Regions from separate parts of the Homo sapiens genome. Here region 2 is linked to region 1. A link is an interaction called in ENCODE POLR2A ChIA-PET data of the cell type or tissue named here. Cell type or tissue: MCF 10A. All regions are shown on one strand. Each heading gives the region's core, and the rest is flanking DNA. Links, peaks and the distances in the headings are about the cores only.

The links. ChIA-PET counts read pairs that join two places held together with the same protein. Peaks named below come from ENCODE experiments on the same cell type or tissue, not always from the same donor. Only the 100,000 strongest peaks of a DNase experiment are listed, where the experiment ranks them.
Region 2: POLR2A ChIA-PET joins it to region 1 with 5 read pairs; 2 of 35 experiments call an interaction of 5 or more read pairs at or near these places.

Annotation. Positions count from the first base shown.
Region 1 is chr1:214,288,359-214,296,637 of GRCh38, forward strand. All of the region lies in intron 1 of SMYD2 (SET and MYND domain containing 2), which reads left to right. Among named protein-coding and RNA genes, the nearest start is that of SMYD2, 11 kb to the left of the region's middle. In MCF 10A, for the core only: no CTCF peak of the experiment used is centred there; a DNase peak (open chromatin) is centred at 4,163.
Region 2 is chr1:214,575,097-214,583,375 of GRCh38, forward strand. No RefSeq gene overlaps it. Among named protein-coding and RNA genes, the nearest start is that of CENPF, 24 kb to the right of the region's middle. In MCF 10A, for the core only: no CTCF peak of the experiment used is centred there; no DNase peak of the experiment used is centred there.

The DNA of each region.
Region 1 (8,279 bases), core at 2,662-6,661:
CCTTTTTTGTCAAATATTTATTGAGTGCCTCTTAAAGGCCGGACTCCATGACCTTCAAGGATGGAGCCAAATCTCCCTGTTCCTCGTGTGATCTTCCTGTGCCCCCCTTTGGCCTGAACCTACTGTGTGGTTCACCCAGGGACTTCACCCTACATTACTACTGTGTGGTTCCCTGGAGACTGGGGGCTTAATCCGTCTCTGATATCTCCTTGATTGAATAGAATTTATAATTGGCCAACAATTTAACAAACGAATGCATTGTTTAAAGAATTATTTAAAGTTTTAAAAAATGTTTGATTCAGCCATCTTAGATCTATATTTTATGCTGATATGGACTTAAACATGTTGTTTTTATTATAATGCTTTGAAATTTGCATAAGAGCTACACATATTCTTTTATATGTATGAATTATTATGTAATAAAACATAAAAAGAACATGAGGCTTTGGTCCTTTTGTAGGCTTGGAATATTTTTAATATTACGCTAGGACTAAACCAGAGTTAGTCATCTCAGCCTTTATACCTACATATAAAGAGTTTGTTTCTGTGCCGTGTGATAGGGCAGCATCAGCCCATAGTCTTTTTTTTTTTTTTTTCCTTAAGCAAATCCATTCTTCAGGATCTCTCTCTGCAGAAGTTAAATCTCTTGAGTTGTGGAAATGGAATTTATGGTGCAGCTATAGGAGGCAGCCCCTGGTTGGTATTCCTGTAGAACAGGCAAGTTGCACACCACCTGTGAGAAGGTTCTTGTAAAAATATGTTAAATTTCTTTGAGAAGATCCAGGGCTCACTGCTATAGTTTGGCAGGAACCTGGTCTTTGGGAGAACTCAGAATTGGTGAGAATTCAGGACAGCAAAATTGTCTCTTTTAGGATTTGATATAGTGAGAGAATTGCAAAGGAAGTTTCTACTGTATTTGGGTGTTTTAGGCTTACTGCTTTGAACTTAGGTTAATATTCCCTCCTCTTTTCCCTGTCAGTATAAAAATATGAAATAATTACTGTTTTATGCCACTTTATTTCTGTCCTCGAAGGAAGCAATCAATAATTAAAAGCATGCTTTGTCTTCCTGGAGTCATGAATAATTAAATTGACTCCCCCCATCCACACACATCTTTTTTTGGACCTCAGATGTAGTTGAGGTAATCATACTTCTGAGTTCAAGGCATGCTTTTATCTGGTATATGCAAGGCAAATTTGATTTTTCAGAATGTTCCCTCTCATTTCCTGCTCTTCTCACAGACAGCTCCTCTATGGGTTTGGTTACGTATCTTTGAATACATGTGTATGTGTGTCCTGATGATCACTAGGGAACTAGACACACCTAGAACAAGGCACCCTGATTTTACTTGGCAGATTCAGACCTTGAGCTCTCTTCTGATCCTCCTGCTCACTCAGCGTTTTTCTGTGGCTGTGTCAGGGCAGGGGCCCCTGCACTGGCCCCTTCCTCCTGATGAGTGGCCTGTTCTGACACTTGAGGGAGGCAGGGCATTTTGAGGTCTCCTTTGCCTCTCAGGAACTTGCATTGTTAGCCCACCCACATCCCCAACCTTCACTTCTTTGGATTTCTAGGAAATCTGCAGTAGTTTAGGGGTGCAGTCCTTTGGCAGGGAATTAACTGAAGTACCTGCCTTTTCAGGGGTTGAACCCATGACCTTGGCCTCATTAGAGCTCTAACCAGTCACAAAGCACACACCTCACTTTGTGTAACTTCTGCTGACTTGTTCCTGCCACCCTCCGCGGCTTCCTATTCAATTGCAAAGGCGTTCACACCAACACAATAGAACAGAAGGAAATCAGATCTCTTCAAGACTTCTCTGAAGGACAGAAATATGCAATTTAGCAGGAAAATAATACAAAAAAGTCTTGAAGGTTCAGGAAACAACTTATCTTTCTAGTCCGTACATTCGCTGAGAATCCAGCTGTGTCTCTCAGATTCTTTTTCAATCAAAAATTTAAAAATAGCGTGGAACTCCTTGTGTTAATTTATTAACATAAAATCTAGCGACTCTTGTACATGAAGTGGAAGGTTTCGGATGACTAAGTGGAAATATTGTATGTATGTTATTAAAATGGATTGGGTTAGCTTTTATAGAAAAAGTGGATCTGAGAATTCATAAGTGCTTATCTTTGGCAAGTTTATAGTCCCTAGAGATAAAAATGAATGCGTGCTATAATAACAAAGACACTGTTGTGTCTTAGTGAGTGCACTGTGATGCTCAGGGTGTGTTGGTGCCCAGGGGACGCGGAGTCACCATGGAGGAGAGGAGAAACAAGGACAACTCCCTAGAGAAGTGAAATTCACACAGGGCTTGAAGACCTGAATGTATCTTGGGGGAGGGACGTGGTAAGATAATCTGGCTGTCCAAAAAGATACAGGTTTTTATTAGAGCCAAATAAAAAGCTCAAGGATTTTATGTCTTGGCACTTGGAAGGAGTTATGTTGAAATCTGTGTTCTGTTTAATCTGAGTACCAAGAAAGACTCTTCAGGGATGTAGGTACTGGCTCATATTTTTGATGAGATGGGGATTTTTCTTACTCTGGTGATGTTTGGATAGGAAACATTTGCTCATTTGCCACCTGAAAAATCTCTTCTCTGTCAATTCCGTGAATCCATGGTACAGTGACAGTTGCTGTTCACAGTGATAGCCTCATATGCTCTTAAAACCTCACCAATAAGACACATTTAATTATGAGCCAATAGTATACTCCCTAAGGGTAGGAATTCTACTTTTTAACTCAATCAAAAACATTTGTATTTGTGGACACTTAGTGGGTTCTATAGTTCTGGAAAACAACTCCAAAGAAAAGGAACAAAAATCCCTACCACCACGGAGCTTATTTTCCAGCTTTTATTCATCTTTATTTTACCTCCAGTTCCTTGAACTTTGTAAGGCTTCAGCAGATGCTGTATAAAAGGCAGGAAGATTTGTTCTTTTTCTTTCTTCTGGTCATCCAGGTATGTCATGAAGAACATTCTGTTAACCAGAATGTTTAACCATGTTGGGACTCAGAAAATGATACCCCGAAGTTTGGCCCTTTGGCATACAGAGCACTTTCCACTGAAGGGGGTTGGAAGGGCCTCAGAAGCGAAGACTCTGTGACCTACCCTGCCCCTCAGTCTATTACCATTATTAGCTCATACCCTTTTGTCCATTCTTCATTGAACCTCAGCATAAAACTAGGCAGTTTTCCTTGAGTTCTTGAGTTATTGGGCTCTCATTTTGAAGGCTCTTGTTTTACGTAAAAACTTTGACTAAATACATTTGTTATGTTTTTATCTTGCTAGTATGTCTTTTCTTCCAGGGGTGTTGGCCACGACCCTTATGATGGATGAGGAAAGACATCACATCTTTCCAGTCCTACAACTACAACACCCTGTCTCATGACTGACACAAACTAAGAGAGAGCTTCGATCAGATACTACTTAGGTCCAATGAATTGGCAACATCCCTATGTTGGTTAAAATAGCAGCAGCTCTGGGTAGATATATTTTAGAAGTTAATGAAATATGGCCTACCCATACACCTGAGTAAATATTTTAAACAGCACTCTAAAAAAACCTTTAGGGTTTTTGTTTGTTTGTTTGTTTGTTTTTTAACTTTAAAACATTCAGGTTAACAAGGAAGTAGGGATTTAGGAACAATCTATTTATTTCATCCAATATTTAATTGATTTCTGCACATGTTCCAGCTTTACAAGGCACTCAGCTACTAAATATTTTCTAGGGTGAGAGAGAGAGAGAGAGAGAGAGAGAGAGAGAAGCCCACCTCTCTTGATCTTCTCTGTCTGTGAATCTGAGGACGCCCCTGATAGAACTCCATGGTAGAGTCGGGGCTTCCTGATGGACACCCTCAGGCCAAGCCTCAGGAGCCATATCTGAGTCTAGCTTGCTCTGCTGTGTTATTTTCACTCTGGTCATCCTAAATTGTTTATAGTAATGAATGCACACATATACACACATGCACACACATATATGCACCTTGCTGATTCTCCTCTCTATGTCCCTCTTTGCCTGGCTCACTCCTTTGGTTCTGAGAAATCTGTCCTGATTTCTGCAGTCTGGATTAGTTCCCTTCGTCTTTGCTCCCACAGCACCTCATACAAACTTCCTTTATCACACTTGCTCCTTGAATGCATGAACTAGGTCTTACTCATCTTTGTAACCCCAGCGTTTAGCAAGAAGACTAGCCTCTGTTACTGCAATAAATATTTGCGAAATATATTAGTCTCATTTCTGCATCTTATCTTACTAGTGGCCCTTTGCATAGGCCTCATCACCTCTCTTAATATGCAACTGTTCATTCTTGGAAATGAATCCTTGTAAATACTCTCAGAACTCTTCATTGACTCCCTGCTTTCTTCAGGACAAGTTCCCTACTAAGTGCCCCTCCCATCGTATCCAGCATTATCCCTCACTGCATTTTGACTTAGACTCCAAGTTCAATTTGGGTGGTCTTTGCAAAGCTGAAGAATGTCATTCTTCATTCTTCCTATTGTCTATTTGTCATCTAGAGTACTTTTCTCTGTAATATTTCCTTCCTTATCCTCTGCCTCCTTCCTAGGTAAGGCCTTAGAGCCTTCAGTTTGTTTATACTCAAGAAAGATCCAGCTCAAATTGCATCTCTTTCCAAAGCTTTATCTTTTTCTGTTTGTGTGTGTGTGTGTGTGTGTGTGTGTGTGTGTGTGTGTGTGTGTGTGTGTGTGTGTTTGAGACAGAGTCTCTCTCTGTCACCCAGGCTGGAGTGCAATAGCACGATCTCTGCTCATTGCAACCTCCGCCTCCCAGGTCCAAGCGATTCTCCCGCTTCAGTCTCCTGAGTAGCTGGGATTACAGTCGCTTGCCACCACGTCTGGCTAATTTTTATATTTTTTCATAGAGATGGGGTTTCACCATGTTGGCCAGGCTGGTCTCGAACTCCCGACCTCAGGTGATCTACCCACCTTGGCCTCTCAAAGTGCTGGGATGATAGGCATGAGCCACCGCACCCGGTCCAAAGCTTTTTCTTAACTACTTCAGCCCACACAGCTTTCATTTTATTTATCGACTTGTTTGTATTTATTTTACAATAATTTAATATTTACATTTTTTGAACATCCTACTATTCCAAGCATTGTGCTCTCACTGTGGAGTTTCAGAGATGAATAAGACAACATGCTCAGTAAGTGCTATTTCCCTAACTTCTGTATCTTCAAAGAGCTCAGTCCTAGGGGTAGCTTTCTGCTCTCAGTTCCAGGTCGTGTGGGCCATTTGGATGCTGAATCATTTTGCCTGATATTTATATTTACCACTCTCATGTAGGCAGGGCAGATTTCCCCAAATAACTCTTTTTTTGAGATGGAGTTTTGCTCTTGTTGCCCAGGCTGGAGTGCAATGGCGCGATCTCGGCTCACTGCAACCTCCGCCTCCCAGGTTCAAGCATTTCTCCTGCCTCCGCCTCCCGAGTAGCTAGGATTACAGGCACCCGCCACCACGCCCAGTTAATTTTGTATTTTTACTAGTGACGGGGTTTCTCCATGTTGGTCTGGCTGGTTTTGAACTCCTGACCTTAGGTGATCCGCCTGCCTCGGCCTCCCAAAGTGCTGGGATTACAGGCATGAGCCACCGTGCCCAGCCACTCATTTTTTTTTTTTTAACAAAAATATTATTTCCCAGTATGGCTGTAGCACAGTACTTTTGTACCTAGCAAATAACACTTTTGAATAGAAATTACTTAGCTATGATAGATTAACATGTCTTCTTACTGCCTCATGTGCAAGGTTTTACAGTATTAAAAATGTTCTCCGTTCAGAGAAATACAAATGGAATCAATAAGGATTGAAAGAAAAATGTCTGCTAAATCTGTTCAAACGGTATCCGATCAGTTTAAGTTTTCAAGGTAAAGTCCACAATTCGGGGTAATTCGCCTAAACAAATTGGTAATTCAATTTTTTATATTTTGTTTGCAGGAAAATAAAACTGAGGGGATGAGAGAATCTCAACTCTTAAAATTCTTCTGTAGGCAATTAAAAAGATAACATTTTCCAGGCCAGGCGCGGTGGCTTACGCCTATATTCCCAACACTTTGGGAGGCCAAGACGGGCGGATGGCTTGAGGACAGGAGTTCAAGCCCAGCCTGGCCAACATGGTGAAACCCCGTCTCTACTAAAAATACAAAAATTAGCTGGGCGTGGTGGTTCATGTCTGTAATTAATCCCAGCTGCTTGGAGGCTGAGGCAGGAGAATCTCTTGAACCCGGGAGGCAGAGGTTGTAGTGATCCAAGATTGTGCCACCGCACTCCAGCCTAGGTGACAGAGCAAGACCCTCTCTCAAACAAACAAACAAAAAACACACATTTTCCTGTAAGTAAGATTCAGAACAGTTCTGTCTGGACAGGTAGTTAACACATGTTTTGCTGCAGCAGACCTGACCATGTTCTGGGAACTCACAATTAGCATTAGACTATAAAGGAATTTTTACCATGGTTTATTTCTGTTTTACGGACAGAACGTTGAAGTGAGGAATACTGTTAGGAGTATTTTAAGTTTTCAAGTAGTTAAATTTATATTACTTTGGTTTTGTCATTTTCTTTGATTTTTAATCACGTGAGTTTTATGCAACAGCAAGCATAGGGGAATCTAATAATATTGGTATTCATTACAAAGTACTAATAGTAACATCTGTCATTTAACTGGAAGAAGCGGTGGATATTATTTTATTGTCAGTTCCTTTATGAGAGAACTGAGTTAGAAAGGCATTCGTTGTTTCTTTGCTTTTGACTTTTCAATCAGAGGGCATTAGAGAAGTAAAGATAAAAGTAGCAAGGAAGTGTTACTCTGACCTTGCACAAAAGTTAAGACAGAGCATTTCCAGAGGAAAACATGAGATTTTAAAAGTGTGTACATTCATTCTTTGGACGAGCTTTAACTGTTAGAGATTGTGCAGGGCCTACAAGAGGAGCTTCGGATATAGGTGTTGTCCAGGGGCTGAAAAGGAAATGTAATGTTCACTGTTTCACAGGCTAAATATTTCTCTCCTATATTCATAAGCTTCATGAATTTTTTTTGCTTTCTAAGGCAAAGGTAAATTTTGTCTGGGCCAGAGCCTGCATGAAAACAAATCTGTGTTATTTTATAACTAGGTCAGCCATTACTCTGACCACCAAGCCCAGCTTCCTCCTTGTAAATTACAGCTCCGGTTCCAATAGTTGGGAAAACCTATTAGTTGCTACCTTACTGCCCTAAATATTTCCTGCCTCCCCAAGAGGATGCGGGCTCTAACTTTTAACAAGCCTCAGAACAAAGCCTGGTGCTGAGCGAAGGTTCAGCACAGCCCTGGGAAGAAGCCCCCCGCTGCACGTGGGTCCCGTTCACTGTTACATTGTGGATTAAAGTGATGTATGGAGCACCTTTCAGTATTACAGAAAAACCTGTAGCCTGAGTATTATCCTTGTCCCCTGACCAGGGTTATAATAGGGTTCTGCCACAATTCCTCCAATTTTTATTTCTCTTAAACAAGATTGGAGGCCTTGCTAGTATAACCACCCTCGCTGGGTGGGAGGCTAACTTTGTTTCTGATTGTCTTATTTCAACCTATGGTGAAGTTATATTGCACTGCTGGGGCTTTTTTCCCATTCTCTTTTTCATTTGGCTGGGGCTGCCTCTGTTCAACAGAGCATACTTGTCACTTCTTCTGTCACCATTAGTTAAAAGTAATTGTTATTGCAAACCCCCTCTATGCCAGTATCATTTTCTTTCATGGTGAAACCCACTAAGCATTCATTTCAGTAGCAGAAAGTAGGGAGCTTACAGAATCAAATCCTTTTGATCTAGACCAACAGCACCTGCGGCAACGCATTAACTAGCAGGAGTTGTTAATTACATTTCTAACTTGTTGATCTTCATGGTTTCCGATTTTTAAAAGCAAGGAAATTAATCACTGTGTGTGTCTCCTCCAGTAGGAAATGACAGGAGCGTGTCTTCTAAGTTCTGTTCCAGTCAGTAATAATCAAATACTTGCATTTTCCTGTAACATTTCTTTTCTTCCTTTGTGGATAGAACTATTTCTTAAGTTCAAAGAGCCCTTCTGTTCACAGTAGGGTAGATATTTGCCCATAAAACAAAGGCTTTAGAAACATAGATCCTCTAGCTATGAGTCTGAGTGAGACTGTGCTGATGGTATTTCAACAGTTGACATCACTTTAAAAAAAAAGCACAAAGACTAATTAAAAGTGTAGTAGTACCCAGCATTTATTGAACGTTTACAGTGTTCTAAGCAATGTATTAAATGTTTTGCTTG
Region 2 (8,279 bases), core at 2,330-6,329, 290 kb after region 1:
TGTAGCGTGGTGCTAAGAGCTTTACACAAATTATTTCACATAATCCTCAGAACAACCCCCTTAGCTGGATAAGGGTGAAGCGAGGTTGAGTAATTTGCCCAACACCTCACAGCTAGCAAGTTGTAGTGCTGGGACCTGTCTTTGGTTTAATGCCTACACTCTAGGCTGTGCTACTTCCTGGTTATCAGACTACATAGGTATCTAGAAGGTAAAAAATCACTCCTCAACTGCTATGGCTAACAGGTCACCTTTACATATCCTGAATATATATTCTGTTTTATTTGACTTTCACTAAATAACAACTTTTCTCTGGTAATTAAAGAGTTGTTGGGCATGGTGGCTCAGGCCTGTAATCCCAGCACTTTGGGAGGCCAAGGAAAGTGGATCACCTGAGGTCAGGAGTTCGAGACCAGCCTGACCAACATGGAGAAACCCCATCTCCACTAAAAATACAAAATTAGCTGGGTGTGGTGGCACATGCCTGTAATCCCAGCTACTTGGGAGGCTGAGGCAGGATAATTGCTTGAGCCCAGGAGGCAGAGGTTGTGGTGAGCTGAGATCGTGCCATTGCACTCCAGCCTGGGCAACAAGAGTGAAACTCCATCTCAAAACAAACAAACAAACAAACAAACAAACAAAGAGTCATGCTAATCCGAAAAGTGTTGCTTCATTGTTTTTTAAAATATTGAAGTGTTAATGTTTTCTGGTTCTAGAATCTCAGAAGCAATTTCTCCCAGAAGGAACTATAGGGGTAATTTTATACCCCTTCTCTCTCTAGTACCAGCCAAGAGAGAAAAGCTGGGTTCCTTCAGCTGCTCCTCCTTCTCCAACTTTCAGCAAGCAAAAGAGATAGAAATATTGCCTCAGTTTATTTGTGGCTCATTTGCATTTCACCTTGTCCACTGAGCTCTAGGGTGGGTGATACAGTTTGGCTCTGTGTCCACACCCAAATCTCATCTTGAATTGTACTCTTGTATTTCCCACATGTTGTGGGAGGGACCTAGCGGGAGATAATTTGAATCATGGGGTGGTTTCCCCCATACTGTTCTTGTAGTGAGTAAATCTCACAAGATCTGATGGTTTTATCAGGGGTTTCTGTTTTTGCATCTTCCTCATTTTCTCTTGCTCTTGCCGCCGCCATGTAAGAAGTGCCTTTGCCTCCTGTCATGACTCTGAGGCCTCCCAGCCATATGAAACTGTAAGTCCAATTAAACCTCTTTTTTTGCCCAGTCTCGGGTATGTCTTCATCAGCAGTGTGAAAATGGACTAATACAGTAAATTGGTACCAGGAGTGGGGTGTTGCTGAAAAGATACCCAAAAATGTGGAAGCAATTTTTGGACCTGGGTAACAGGCAGAGGTTGGAGCAGTTTGGAGGGTTCAGAAGAAGACAGGAACTTCCTAGAGATTTGTTCAATGGCTTTGACAAAAATACTGATAATGATATGAACAATGAAATCCAGGCTGAGGTGATCTCAGATGGAGATGAGGGACTTGTTGAAAACTAAAGCAAAGGTAACTCTTGTTATGTTTTAGCAAAGAGGCTGGCAGCATTTTGCCCCTGACCTAGAGATATGCAGAACTTTGAACTTGAGAAAGATGATTTAGGGTAACTGCTGGAAGAAATTTCTAAGCAGAAAATTATTCAAGATGTGACTTGGGTGCTGTTCAAGGCATTCAGTTTTAAAAGGGAAGCAGAGCATAAAAGTTCATAAAATTTGCAGACTGACAATGCGATAGAAAAGAAAATCTTATTTCCTGAGGAGAAATTTAAGCTAGCTGCCGATACTTGCGTAAGTAACGAGGAGGTGAATGTTAATCCCAAAGACAATGGGGAAAATGTCTCCAGGGCATGTCTGAGACCTTTGTGGCAGCCTCTCCCATCACAGACCTAGAGGTCTAGAAGGAGAAAATGGTTTCATGGGCAGGGCCCAGGGTCCCCATGCTGTGTGCAGTCTAAGGACTTGGTGCCCTGCATCCCAGCTGCTCCAGTTGTGGCTGAAAGAGGTCAACATAGAACTCAGGCTGTGGCTTCAGAGGGTGCAAGCCCCAAGTCTTGGCAGCTTCCACATAGTGTGGAGCCTGTGGGTGCACAGAAAGTCAAGAATGGGGGTTTGGGAACCTCCATCCAGATTTCAGAAGATGTATGGAGATGCCTGGATGCCGGACAGGAGTTTGCTGCAAGGGTGGGTCTCTCATGGAGACCCTCTGCTAGGGCAGTGCAGAAGGAAAATGTGGAATTGGAGTCCCCACACCTAGTGGAGCTGTGAGAAGAGGGCTACCATCCTCCAGACCCCAGAATGGTAGATCCACCTACAGCTTGCACTGTGTGCCTGGAAAAGCAGCAGATACTCAATGTCAGCCTGTGAAAGCAGCCGGGAAGGAGGCTGTACCCTGCAAAGCCACAGGGGCAGAGCTGCCCAGAGACCATGGGAACCCACCTCTTGTATCAGCATGACCTGGATGTGAGACCTGGAGTCAAAGGAGATCATTTTGGAACTTTAAAATTTGACTGCCCTGCTGGATTTCAGACTTCCATGGGCACTGTACACCCTTTTGTTTTGGCTGATTTCTCCCATTTGGAATGGCTGTATTTACCCAATACCTGCACCCCCTTGTATCTAGGAAGTAACTAGCTTGCTTTTGATTTTACAGGCTCATAGGTGGAAGGGACTTGCCTTGTCTCAGATGAGACTGAACTGTGGACTTGGGTTAATGCTGAAATGAGTTAAGACTTCAGGAAACTGTTGGGAAGGTATGACTGGTTTTGAAATGTGAGGACATTTGGAGATTTGGAGGGCCAGGGGAGGAATGATATGGTTTGTTTCTGTGTCCCCACCCAAATCTTATCTTGAATTGTACTACCATAATTCCCATGTGTTGTGGGAGGGACCCAGTGGGAGATAATTTGATTCATGTGGGCAGTTTCCCCTATACTGTTTTCATGGTAGTGAATAAGTCTCACGAGATCTGATGGTTTTATCAGGGGTTTCCACTTTTGCATCTTCCTCATTTTCTCTTGTGGCAGCCATGTAAGAAGGGCCTTTCACCTCTGGCCATGATTCTGAGGCCTCCCCAGCCATGTGGAACTGTAAGTACAATTAAACCTCTTTTTCTTCCCAGTCTCTGGTATGTCTTTATCAGCAGCATGAAAACGGACTAATACAGTGTGAGGCAGAAAGAAAAATGTTTATCCACCAACTTTTTATTGCTTCTCATTTCCTGACAACTTTCTTTTACCAAATAGCTGAAAGTGTACAGTTAGATGATTTTCAACTATTTGGGAGTTCTTTCATTCATTCACAAATTTCACATATATTTGTTGTAAACTCACTATGTGCCTGGCATTGAACTAGGTGTTCTTTCAATGCTTAGCTTTTTTTTTTTTTTTTTTTTTTTTTGAGACAGGGTCTCGCTCTGTCACCCAGGCTGAAGTGCAGTGTCATGATCTTGGCTCACTGTAACCTCCACCTCCCGGGTTCAAGCAATTCTCCTGCCTCAGCCTCCTGAGGAGCTGGGATTATAGGCGCACCCCACCATGCCTGGCTAATTTTTGTATTTTTAGTAGAGACAGGGTTTCACCACGTTGCCCAGGCTAGTCTCGAACTCCTGAGCTCAGGTGATCCACCTGCCTCAGCCTCCCAAAGTGCTGGGATTACAGGCATGAGTCACTGCACCTGGTCCCTGCTCAGCTTTTTTGATGGATATATTGGGAACTAGATTCCTATGAAGTCAGGCAGGCCCCAGATACTGATCAAATATTGCATCTACTCTCAAAATTTCCTAAATTTCTATTTTCAACACAGAATTAAAAACAAAAACAAAAATATCTGGGCATGGTGGCTCACGCCTGTAATCCCAGCACTGTGGGAGGCCAAGGCAGGCGGATCACTTGAGGTCAGGGCTTTGAGAGCAACCTGGCCAATATACCAAAACCCCACCTGTACTAAAAATACAAAAAAAAATTAGCCGAGCATGGTGGCAGGCGCTTGTAACCCAGCTACTTGGGAGGCTGAGGTGGGATAATTGCTTGAACTTGGGAGGCAGAGGTTGCAGTAAAACAAGATCTCACCACTGCACTCCAGCCTGGGTGACAAAGTGAGAGTCCATCTCAAAAAAAAAAAAAAAAACAACAAAAAACAAACAAACAAAAAAACACCTCAGTGTGTAACCTTTCCTGTGGCTAATAAAAGCTTATAAAGTTACTATAAGGTAAGTTTACCTCAGAAGGTAGATTACTATTCAAAAGAGGAAGTAGTTTTAGGATTGGGAGGATAAAGAAACCAGAGTCAGGACTCCCCTGGGGACAAAGAGGAAAGAAGTAAATTGTTGCAAGATATTTGTCTAGGGTTTTTCTGGTTTGAGAAGTAAGGACTGGAGTATTAGGAAGTCACAAAAGTTGCTGTCTGTTCATTTGGTGATACATTAAAGGTAAGGAGCACCTTCCCTGTAACTACAGCTCAGAGGATCAGTTCTTGTGACATTCCTTCTCCACATGCTGACCGGGCCTCTGTCTCAAAAAAAAAAATTTTTTTTCAAAAATATAAATCTCTCTTAAAAACATGTAACTCATGTACATTAAAGTTTTGAAATGTTTATGTTGATTACCTGAATTTAAAAATAATACAAACAGAATAATTGTTGGTACATATTCACGTACTCTGTGTGTGTGTGTGTGTGTGTGTGTTTTGAGATGGAGTCTCACTCTGTCACCCAGGCTGGAGTGCAGTGGTGTGAACTCGGCTCACTGAAACCTCCGCCTCCCGGGTTCAAGCGATTCTCCTGCCTCAGCCTCCTGAGTAGCTGGGATTATAGGCACATGCCACCATGCCCGGCTAATTTTTGTATTTTTAGTAGAGATGGGGTTTTATCATGTTGGCCAGGCTGGTCTCAAATTCCTGACCTAGGGTGATCTGCCTGCCTCGGACTCCCAAAGTGCTGGGATTACAGGTATAAGCCACTGCGCTCGGCCCATATTCATGTACTTTAAATAAAGTACTTTGAATAGCTGTGTTTTTTGCCAATACTCTCTTACTGAGATATTTCTACAGAGTGTATTTTTTTTTAATGTGGTCTTATCATTTTAATTTTCTTCATAAAATCGCCTACTTTTTTTTTTTGAGACAGAGTCTCACTCTGTCTTCCAGGCTGGAGTGCAGTGGCACAATCACGGCTCACTGCAGCCTTGACCTCCTGGGCTCCAGTGATCCTCCTGCCTCAGCCTCCCAAGTAGCTGGTACTACAGTTGCACACCACCACACACAACTAATTTTTATATTTTTTGTACAGTCAAAGTTTTGTCATGTTGCCCAGGCTGGTCTAGAACTCCTGGACTCAAGTGATCGGCTCACTTCGACCTCCCAAAGTGTTGAGATTATGGGCGTGAGCCATCACACCTGGCCTGTTATACTCTTTTTCAATTGACTCTACCATCTAGCTTACAATATTTTCAATTGAGAAATTACTCTTTCTTCAGGTGGTGAGGCTTATGGTAAGCTCAGAACAAATTCTGCTAAATGAAGGAAATTCTCAATATTATTCTTTTTATTTGAAATGTGTAAATATTTCAGCATAAGTATTTTCCCAGATATGATACCTCCTGTTTGCCTCCATTCAGAGTAGATGTCTTTAACTAATAGTTTTGTAAGACAAAACTTGTTAGTAAGTTGTCTCCATACTTTAAAATATTTTGTATATAGATGCTTCACAATTATTAGTTTTTGCAGTTTCATTCCATTCTGGCATAGAATACAAATTTATGAAATTGTTTTTACAAAAAGCTTCATCAAAAGATTATTCCAGAAATGTAGATATTCTAAGGCACAATTATAGAATTTCAAAATTAAACACTGTAAATGGATTAAGCTTTCCTTATTTATTCACTCAAGTCTTCCCTTGCTTTTATAGGATAAATTTTAATATCTCTTTGCTTCCAAGTTTTTGTTTTGTTTTTAGAGACAGGGTCTCACTATGTTGTCCAGGTTGGACTCGAACTTGTAGGCTCAAGAAATTCTTCTGCTTCTGCCTCTTGAACGCCTGGCACTACAGACACTCTCCCATGTCTGGCTTGGTTCCAAGTTTTGTTTTTAATAATAGCGTTTCTCTAAAAGTTTTCTAGAACATTTCTGCTTTATAGATTTCTTATTTATCAATAAACTAATTGACAATAAATATAATGTGTGCATCACCAGAATTTGTATTTATATGATCCTCACAAATTTTGTCACTGAATTTGCAATAGCAGACACAATAAAGTCAGATGAACTTTCAAAAGCTTTGAGTCACTGAATTTCATGAAAATATTGAACAATTATTGGAATTAATTAAATTTTAATTTGAAGCAGCTGGTGACACATAAAACAGAAATCATGAGCTGTTTGCAGAGTTCTGTTAATTAAACCAAATATATTAGCAGCTATTGCTTCATATTTCATGCCTGTCGAAGAAAAGCTTAAAATAACAGCTAAGGTTTGAAGTAAATTCTGGGGCCTCCTTAACATATTTATGTCTTCTAATTTTCATTACTATAGGCCCCAAGGAGGCTGATAAATGTTGGCAAATATTTTATGCACGTTATATTTCATCGTCAACTTTATTTAGAAATGAGAAATCTGCATTTGAAATTTCATTAAACATGCTTTTTTGCTTTGTTTTGTTTTTTGAGCTCTTTGTTGCTGAGAGAGTTCATCACAACATTTTTGAAAAGTGTTACCAAATGATAGGGTAAATAAATAGTTGTAGATTTACCCTATCTAGTATATGCCAAAACCATTTTAGCAGGATTGCTCACACTACTTTGTGTAAGCTTTATGGTAGGCATGCTTAGCCTCCACTTCCTGCATGTATTTCACATTCACCACGTTTCTAATTTCCCACATTTCACACTGACCCCACTGTCTGGCAGATTGGCAGCCTTGTGCCTTAATCATCTTGCAGGCCCCACCTGGGGCCAAGGCACAACTGACTCATACACCAGATGGGTGCCAGGGACAGCAGCAACAAGTATTTCTCCCACATCCTTTGGGATGAAAAGTTAGTTGTCCTAAGTCACCGTATGCAACCACACTTTGTTTTTTCAAGCCAGCATGAGATATGCCGCTATCCTTAAAATGGAGGAGTTAGTTACCTGTGCCTTAAGAAAGGTTTAAGAAAGGTGAAAGAAGTTATCACTGATAGCTCAGACTTAACCACTTGTTAAGTGTTGAACTCTGTTTATGGCACATGTATCTCACACACTACTAGGGAAGACTATGCTACAATATGGAAGTACAAAGTTGATGCAGGGCAGATGATCCCCAAATTGGGGTTCAGCCAGGATGGAATTCAAGGGCAAGCCAGCGGTAGGTATTGAAGTGGCGGAGTTACAGCTCCAGCAGTCCTGCAGCTCTGTGACTGCTCCTGCAGAGCAGGGCTGCTCCACAGGCAGTGTGCTGAGAGTAGTAGCTGAGGGCAGTTCTGAAGTCAAATTTATACCCACTTTAATTTACATGCAAACTAAGAGGCGATTAACGCAGAAATTCCTAGAAAAAGGGTGGTAACTTCTGGGTGTTGCCATGGCAATGGTAAACTGACATGGCACACTGGTGGGCATGTCTTATATGGAAAGGTGTTTCCACCCCATCCCTGTTTTAACTAGTCCTCAATTAGGTCAGGTGTCTGAGCCCTGCCTCCAGAGTCGAGTCCTACGTCCTATTTCAAAGTTATCCACTAAACCAGTCCTGGCTTATTTTAACGCAGCTAATAATAATAATCTTTTGTTAAAGCAACAACAGCAATAACTCTGGGACACATGTTAAACCAGAGAGGTGCCAGGAAAATAGAAGTCAACCAGGAAATATGTATATGTTATCTGTTGACCACACAGATGCCTGCTTCATTCATAAAATGGATTTCTGTAATCTACCCCAATACCTAGGTATGGCCTCAAATTAAACATTAAAAAAAAATTTTCCATGTTATTCTTAGGGGCACTGAAGCTGTATTCCTGATTTAGGGAATTCCTTCACTTTCATTCCAAGATGTGAAGACACGTGGTCATAGAGCTCAGGAGAATCATGCACCTTAGTCCATGGTTAATCTAACACCTGGGTCAAAACTATTATTGAAAATGAGATAGAGACAAATTGATCCTTAACTTAGTCACACGATGATAAAAACTTGCTCCTTGAGCAAACTTGTCTTGCAAGTCGCGAGGTTTATTTTGGCTGTAACATTGTCTTTTTGGAAACTTGGGCTCGTAAAAGCCACTTTTCTTGAGGATCAAGCTTCCAACCAAGAAAGG